Regions from separate parts of the Mus musculus genome. Here region 2 is linked to region 1. A link is a contact called in ENCODE Hi-C or POLR2A ChIA-PET data. All regions are on one chromosome and are shown on one strand. The core of a region is the stretch at or near the end of the contact, and the rest is flanking DNA. Distances in the headings are between cores, read along the strand shown.

Region 1 (3,454 bases), core at 591-3,090:
TGGATGAGCATGTTTAGATTTCTGTTGCCACATCTATAAAGAAAAACCTCCACCCCCAGTCTCAGTGCTTGTATGAACCTCAAGGGTAGTATGTGTTTCGTTTAGACATTCCTACATGCAGTTTCCGATCTCCATGCCTAAGGAGTGTGATAAACCACAGAAATTCTGAGAAGGTATAGAGCTCTTTACAAAGCAAAACTGGAGGAACTAAGGCTTTTTAGTGTCTGTTAGAGAGAAACTTTTTAGCTGACCTAGGAATTATAATACAGTCTAATAATAGGAACAGCATTGGAAGGCCCTTTTGGAGACTGCCCTGCAAGAGGAAGGTACTTTTGTTAAGTTGCACCACAGTTCATGCCTTTCCTAGACGGATATGAAACCAGACGGTAGCAAACCAGTCTTGGCTCTAAGGCAGTCTCAGTGTTGGAACACTTCAATGCACCATCCCCAAAGCAGCGTGCGTTCCTAAGCCTTCAGACCACTTCCCAGTCCCCAGATCCTGATTCAGCAAGACTAGGGTGGCAGGCACCCCAGTAATCCCCCCCCCCCCCGTGAAGTCACTCCAGGTTTTATACAAAGCCCTGGCCCATGGGGGAGAAGTTGACTGGTGGTGACCCAGTCCATGGCAAAGCTTCGAGTAACTGAAGTCTTCCCCCCTGTACGCAGAGACAAACCGAGAACGGGAGCATGCAAGCTATTAGCATGAGTAGTAGGCTCAGTTTCCAACAGTCAAAAGAAGGTGTCTTTGAAGAACCGTTATCCAGTAAATAAGGTTTTGTCTTGCTAAATATGCAAAAGGTAGCTCAGGCTTTATAACTAACTCCCTATAACCCCAAACTACTAAGCTTTTGATCTAATATTCTGATATTTTCCCACTGCTCAATGCTGAGACAGGCTGTTCTTTAATGTTCAGGATCAGCCAGTCCTTTCCCCTGCTTTTACGTCCCTTTCATGGTATCTAAGCATGAAAATAATTAAACACTATCAGGATTCGCCTTGGACTCTGTTACCATGTGTCCCTCCTCCAACGTTCGTTTTTCACTTTAGTAATGGGAATTACTCAGGGACCAGAAAAAAAAAAAACTGTATTATTCTCATTTTTAAAACGAAGCAAATAAAAAACTGGGGAGGAGGCAGAAGGGACAGCTGTGTTCCTCGATTTCCCAGTACTCTGCTAAATCACTGACGGTCCCGCTCAGTTCTAAGTTCTCAAGGGCGGTTTTAAGGTTTCAGGGCGAGGACAGGGCACACCTGCCTGCATCCTGTTCCACAACTTACGGGATCTGAGCGAAATCTTTTTTGATTGGAAGAGAGTGATGCTAAGATATCAAACAGTCCAAATAATGATATTAATAAAACACTTAATTTCTTAAAAACTGATGGACGTGCCACATTCCAAAGCCCTGCGCTTCGGGACTTGTCTACTTAATAATAAAGCACGTTTGTCACCAGAGACACACTGTCCAGACAAGATGGCTCAGGGAGACCAAAGACCACGGAGCCTTGTTGCACAGGAGCGCCTGGGGCTGCAGCGCAGGAGAAGCAACCCTGCGTGTGCTCCAGTGTAGGCCCGAGGGAGGAAAGGCGGCGCTGCGACCGGGGGCTGCTGCCCTGCAAGGATCCAACAGCGAGCACCCAGCCTTACCCGGGGTCCTGGTCCCAGCATGCGTCGCGGCTCGGCGACCCGGAAACGCTCGCGCTCCTGCGCCTGCGGGGCGGGCTCGCTCGAGTGTTCCCCACACCCAAGAATGTCACAGACCCCACGCGCCACACATTGGGGAACAGAGGACAAGAAACACTGCCCGGTCCTTACCTGAGGCCTCCGCAACCCGACTGCGCAAGCGCACGGTCTTAGCGCCACGCCCCCAGCTTTAGCCACGCCCCACAGAGGAACCTGACCTAACTAGCTGTGGGAAGCTGGTATCGTTTAGGCAAGGTTATCCTGCCCGCGGTCACACCCAAGTAAAAGAATTCACATTTGAACCCAGGACACCATCTCCAAACTCTGCACATGGATCGTCTCTCCCACTCTAAACCCAAAATGTATCAGAACGGGAACAACCCATCGCCAGAGAGTGGCCAGAAAAGTGGGACCCTAAATTGGGATTTGCCCTTTAGCCAGGTTCCTAGACAATTCCTTTACACATTAAAGGTGAGAAGCGCTGTGCCTAGGTGCTGCCCAATAGTCAAGAAGAGGGCTGACCTAAGGGAAGGAAAGATAGGAGATGGGGCATAGGAATGCCTAAAGAGGGACCACGTGCATGACAAAGCCTGGAATGTCAGACTATATCCACTTTTATTAAAATGCAGTCTGTCCTCAGAGATCCACAGCCAGGGCTGCACGGAGAAACCCTGTCTCAAACAAGCAAACACAGGAAGCTATGAATGCTGCCCAACAAAACGTTCAAGGTAAACATAATGGAAATTGGGGGAGGGGGAGTGGCTTGGCTTGGCTTAGCTTAGCTTGGCTTGGCTTGACTTGGCTCACTGGTACAGCTAACTGTGCAACACTTATGGATCTTGCATCTTCGATTCCCTGTTCCTGTTGGTTCCGACTGTTGATTCGAACATCTGGACATGTCACTGCTGTTGCTAACCTGACTCTACAGAACTGTATCCATGAGGTGTTTGCCAGTGGATCCAACTACCGCTGCCTGCTAACCTGTGAACTGAACTGATTTCCAGACAACACAGAAGGGAGTTGCTCCAAAGAACCTTTCTAAACAGTTCCACTTCCCCCCCCCCCCCCGTATCCTTTCTTTCCCACTACCTCTGGTGAGTGGTGGGTTACAAGGAAGGTTAAAGTGTTTAAAAACCATCATTAAAAATGGAATTTGAGGGCTGGAGAGATGGCTCAGTGGTTAAGAGCACCGACTGCTCTTCTGAAGGTCCTGAGTTCAAATCCCAGCAACCACATGGTGGCTCAAAACCATAATGAGATCTGACGCCCTCTTCTGGTGCATCTGAAGACAGCTACAGTGTACTTACATATAATAATAAATATTTTTTTTTAAATGGGATTTGGAAAAATTAAAGTTACACCAGGGAGTACAAGTGTCAAAAAGATTATAAGGATTCAACAAGGTGCAAGGTGTGGCCTTGTTGAAGGAAGTGTGTCACTGGGGGTGTGATTTGAGGTTTCAAAAGTCCACACCAGACCCAGTCTTTCTCTTTGCCTATGGATCAGACTGTAGAGCTCTCAGCGACTTCTCCAGCTCCACCAAGTAGACAGTAAATTACCTCTGAAACTGTAGGTCAGCTCTCAATTAAGTCCTTTTTCTTTATGAATTGCCTTGGTTGTGGTGTCTCTTAAGAGCAATAACGCAATGACAAAGACATGGCTCAACTAGCCATTTTTATTAGTGGTCTTTTTGACAAATGCAATGTCATCCAAAAATGATGTATTTAGTGTCCTTAGAAGACACAACTAAATCAAGGAACTTATATGGCGCAA
Region 2 (3,454 bases), core at 424-2,923, 440 kb before region 1:
ATAAAAATACCTTTATCTAACTAGGCCAGTAACATTTAATATTTTTCAATAAATTCATATATAAAATATATACATTAGTGCCAAATGGAACATATATTTTGAAATATGAACCCCAAGTAAAACTCTGAGGAATTCGGAGTGGAACCCAGGTATCTGCCAAAGGCAACTTCGGAGCAGTCGGTCATTCGGAGAAGGGAAACAGTGCCGGGTCCCTTATCTTCACCGACTGTTTTGCTTGTCAAAATTCTGGTATCACTTCTGCGGTTTTGTATTTGACTTCCGACCTCATGGCCGTTTAACCTGCCAACTATTATTTTCTTTGAGGCTTTTAACACTCCACCCAAGTATTTTGCTTTCCCCAACAGTTGTGTCCGCTTCCTTTTTAAATTCATCTTAACGTCGACCGTGGTTTAGGACCTGGGCTTAAAGTGCACCCGGTCTAAGGTTTCAGAGCGATTCAGATTGGGGGCACCCTTGTGATGACCCCGATAGCGCCCAGGGAAGCCAAGGTCTCCAGGAGGGGCTCTGCTTTGTGCCAGGATTTCCAGGCAACCTGAGAGTCCCAGGGTTGGGGCCAGACCTGGAGCGTGCGACTACTCGGGGTTCTAGCTCCTTTTCCAGGTCAACCAAGCCGGCGGGGGACATCAACGCCGGAAAACACCACCTTTTCCTGTCTCCAACCTGGCGGACTAAGGGAGAAGGAAGAGAGGGCGACCAATTAAGACAATTAACATTAATTCTCTGGGTTCCTACAGAGGTCCAGGGACAGAGGGGCGGGTCGTCCTGAGGCCCTGGCTGGGTGACCGACAGGTGCAGGTGTCGCCACGGGCGGAATTTTACGGTCCGGAGCAGCAGCAGCTGCGCCACTTGCGCCGCCTCGCAGAGCGTCCCGGAGAGCCGCCACCCGCTTCCGCAGCTTTAGGTCAATCTCTGACAGACCTGGAGGGGGAGGAGACGTCACCCTCCCGACAGGAAAAACCTGCTGCGTCTGCGTTTCTCTGCGTCCCGCAGGCTCTCAGCCTCCACCCCGCGTCTCCCGCGCGTCAGATCCGCGCTCCAGGTTTTGGCGACAGCTTGCAAGGGGAGCCGGCTGCACGTTGACAGCACGCGACCCTCCTTTTCCCTCCCGAGAGCTACAGCTGCCAGGGGGTCCCCAGGGAGCTGCGGCCGCGCTGCGGCGACCCGGTCAGGTGGCCCTTCTTCCCCGCGCAGGTCCCCTTCCTCCGCTGCGAAGCCCCGCACTGCTAGGTGGGTTAGGTAGGACAGGGAAAGGCGGGGACACGAGGGTGAGCACGAGGGTCCCGGGTGCGGGCGGAGTCCCATTGTTCTCCCGCACCGTACGGACAGCAACGCTCTGGGGTCCCCTCTTTAAAGGGAGCACCCCGCCACTTTTCTTTGTGCCTGAGGGAGCCCCAGCCGGCATTGCCTCTGAGAGAAGCCACCACTGGGAAGGGGTGGAACTGGGAGGTGACAGTGGGTAGCCTTTGTCCTCCAAGAGTCCGCAGCCTCGCCTCCAGTCCTGCGGGTCTGGGGGTGGTGGGGAGGTGGGGGACAGGTACAACGGAGGGACGGTCCAGGTCGGCCCGCACCCTTCTCCCCGCCCTGCCCTGGCCTCACAGCCCCGCCCCGCCCCGCGCCGGCCCCGCCCTGCGTCCTGCGCCCCGCCCTCGGCAGGTTGAGGCCCGGCGTCCGGCAGCCGCGCGCACAGTGTCGCGGGCGCTTCCAACTGCCGCTGGGAGCACAGCAGCGGGACGCTCACCGACAACCCAGTTCCGCAGCGGCTGCCTCCCGGGAGACGCCGCGCGCAGTCCCGGAGCAGATTCTGCGGTGAACCGTTGCCGCCCCTCTGGTTCTGCGCGCACCAGCGAGGACTGTTGCGCCCTCGGGAGGCGACCCGGGCCGACGCCCGGCCCTCCGGGCAGAAGCTAGGAGCCTTAGAGACTGCTGGTGAGTGTGTGACCCAGGCTGTCTCTCCACCTGTAAGACTGTCCGACCCTCAACCTAAGCCCCCTTCCAGCTAGTGCAGATGGTGGCCTTGGAAGACTTAGAGGGTGCGAGGATAATCTACCGCACCGCCTGGTTGAGCTGATGTTTAGAGGATCAAAGGGGACATCATGCTTGACGTCCGGGAGGGGGGATCAGGACGCGGAGCTCTGCCACCTACTTCTTTAGGGTGGGGCTGCAGTCAGCACGGCCCCCTCCAGGCCATTGACAGCCATTCTGGGCGCGTGTTGCGTTTTTCCAGCAGAACAAACCGCACTTGGCTACCGCGGCCCTCTAGTTGTGTGTTTGCACCGATGCGGCGCGGCGCGAGAGTGCACCGCGCAGCTTGGCAGTTTCCGAACTGACAGAGGCAGCACATTGTAGCTGAGGCTCCAACCTGCAGATCTGGCAGTTGGGGGAAAAAAATTTTTTTTTTCTTTCTCGACTGCGGTTTCTGAACAACTGAAGCGTTTACAAGATCTTTACTCCCTCTTCCTCCTCCTTCCCCTCTCCTTCTCCTCCTGCCTCTCCTCCTCCTCTTCCTCCTGCTATTGCTCTTCTTCCTCTTCTTTTCTCTTCCTTCTCACTAAGTATCTTGACACAGCCATGCGAGGACGAATGGATCCGGCCAGTCAGTTTTTTTCTTTATGAATTATTATACTCCACCCCGCTCTCGCCTTTGGGAGGGAAGGCATGTGTTTCATCTTATAAATAGAAAGTAGCATATTTTTTGGCAGGACCTGCTTTATACTGCACCGTCTAGGAGAGGTCAGTTTAAAAATAAATATGCACTTGAATGTTACATTACCGAGCCGGCTGTGGCTGGGACAAGCTGCGAGTACAGCGGCATCAAAGCTGGGCGCACATCTGTGTTGAAAGGAGTTAAAGCCCCAGAGTGCAGCCCCGGCTGACAGTCAAGTAATTACATTTTGTTTAAAAAAAAAAAAGTGAGTGAATTAAAAGGAGGGTGGGAAGAGGAATGTCAGGCAGGGACTGGAGCCTGAATCTTTGCAGCCTTGGTGCGTTTGCGGGGAGTGGGCTGCTGATTGTGTGCAGTGTGTAGTGGGGGCTCTGGGGAGGGAACTGATGGATGTGTTGGGGAGACAAAGATTCCTTCTGCTGCTTCCTCACCCTGGCAGCTTGTAGCCCTCCCAGTATCCTCGAGTTCTGGGAGGGGGTGGAGGAGGGGTGCCGCCTTGAAAATATTAGGAGGGTAGCAGATGTCCCTGCTTTAATAGTAGACCCAGACTTGGGAACTCCCCCTTAACATCACAGGGAGAAATAAGCCTCCCCAGGAAGCAGCCAGGATGCCCCAGGGGCACCCCTAAGTCCATTAAAAGACTCCTGTAATGGTCTGACTTATAAAAGATCTTTCAACTAACAACTGAGCTAGGGAGTACAACTTCTGGACAGTTGTAGATACCTCCACCACTGTGATTTGATGGACAGTTTAGATGTCAGTATACACAAA

Evidence for each region. Hi-C counts contacts between places; a loop is a spot of excess contacts on that map. ChIA-PET counts read pairs that join two places held with the same protein, here RNA polymerase II (POLR2A).
Region 2: a map of regulatory T cell shows a loop between it and region 1 (2.8-fold over the local background). The contact joins the promoter of Cdc42ep3 here to the promoter of Cebpzos in region 1. A Hi-C loop is called at or near these places in 1 of 37 maps with a recorded cell type or tissue (regulatory T cell). POLR2A ChIA-PET finds 5 or more read pairs at or near these places in 1 of 5 experiments (embryonic stem cell).

Annotation. Positions count from the first base shown.
Region 1 is chr17:78,914,885-78,918,338 of GRCm38, reverse strand. Cebpzos (CCAAT/enhancer binding protein (C/EBP), zeta, opposite strand) reads right to left here and starts at 1,840. Exons shown (of 5, transcript NM_001177403.1): 1 at 1,646-1,840.
Region 2 is chr17:79,353,310-79,356,763 of GRCm38, reverse strand. Cdc42ep3 (CDC42 effector protein (Rho GTPase binding) 3) reads left to right here and starts at 1,673. Exons shown (of 2, transcript NM_026514.3): 1 at 1,673-1,947. Gm17315 (predicted gene, 17315) reads right to left here and starts at 2,065. Exons shown (of 2, transcript NR_165822.1): 1 at 1,760-2,065; 2 at 1-939.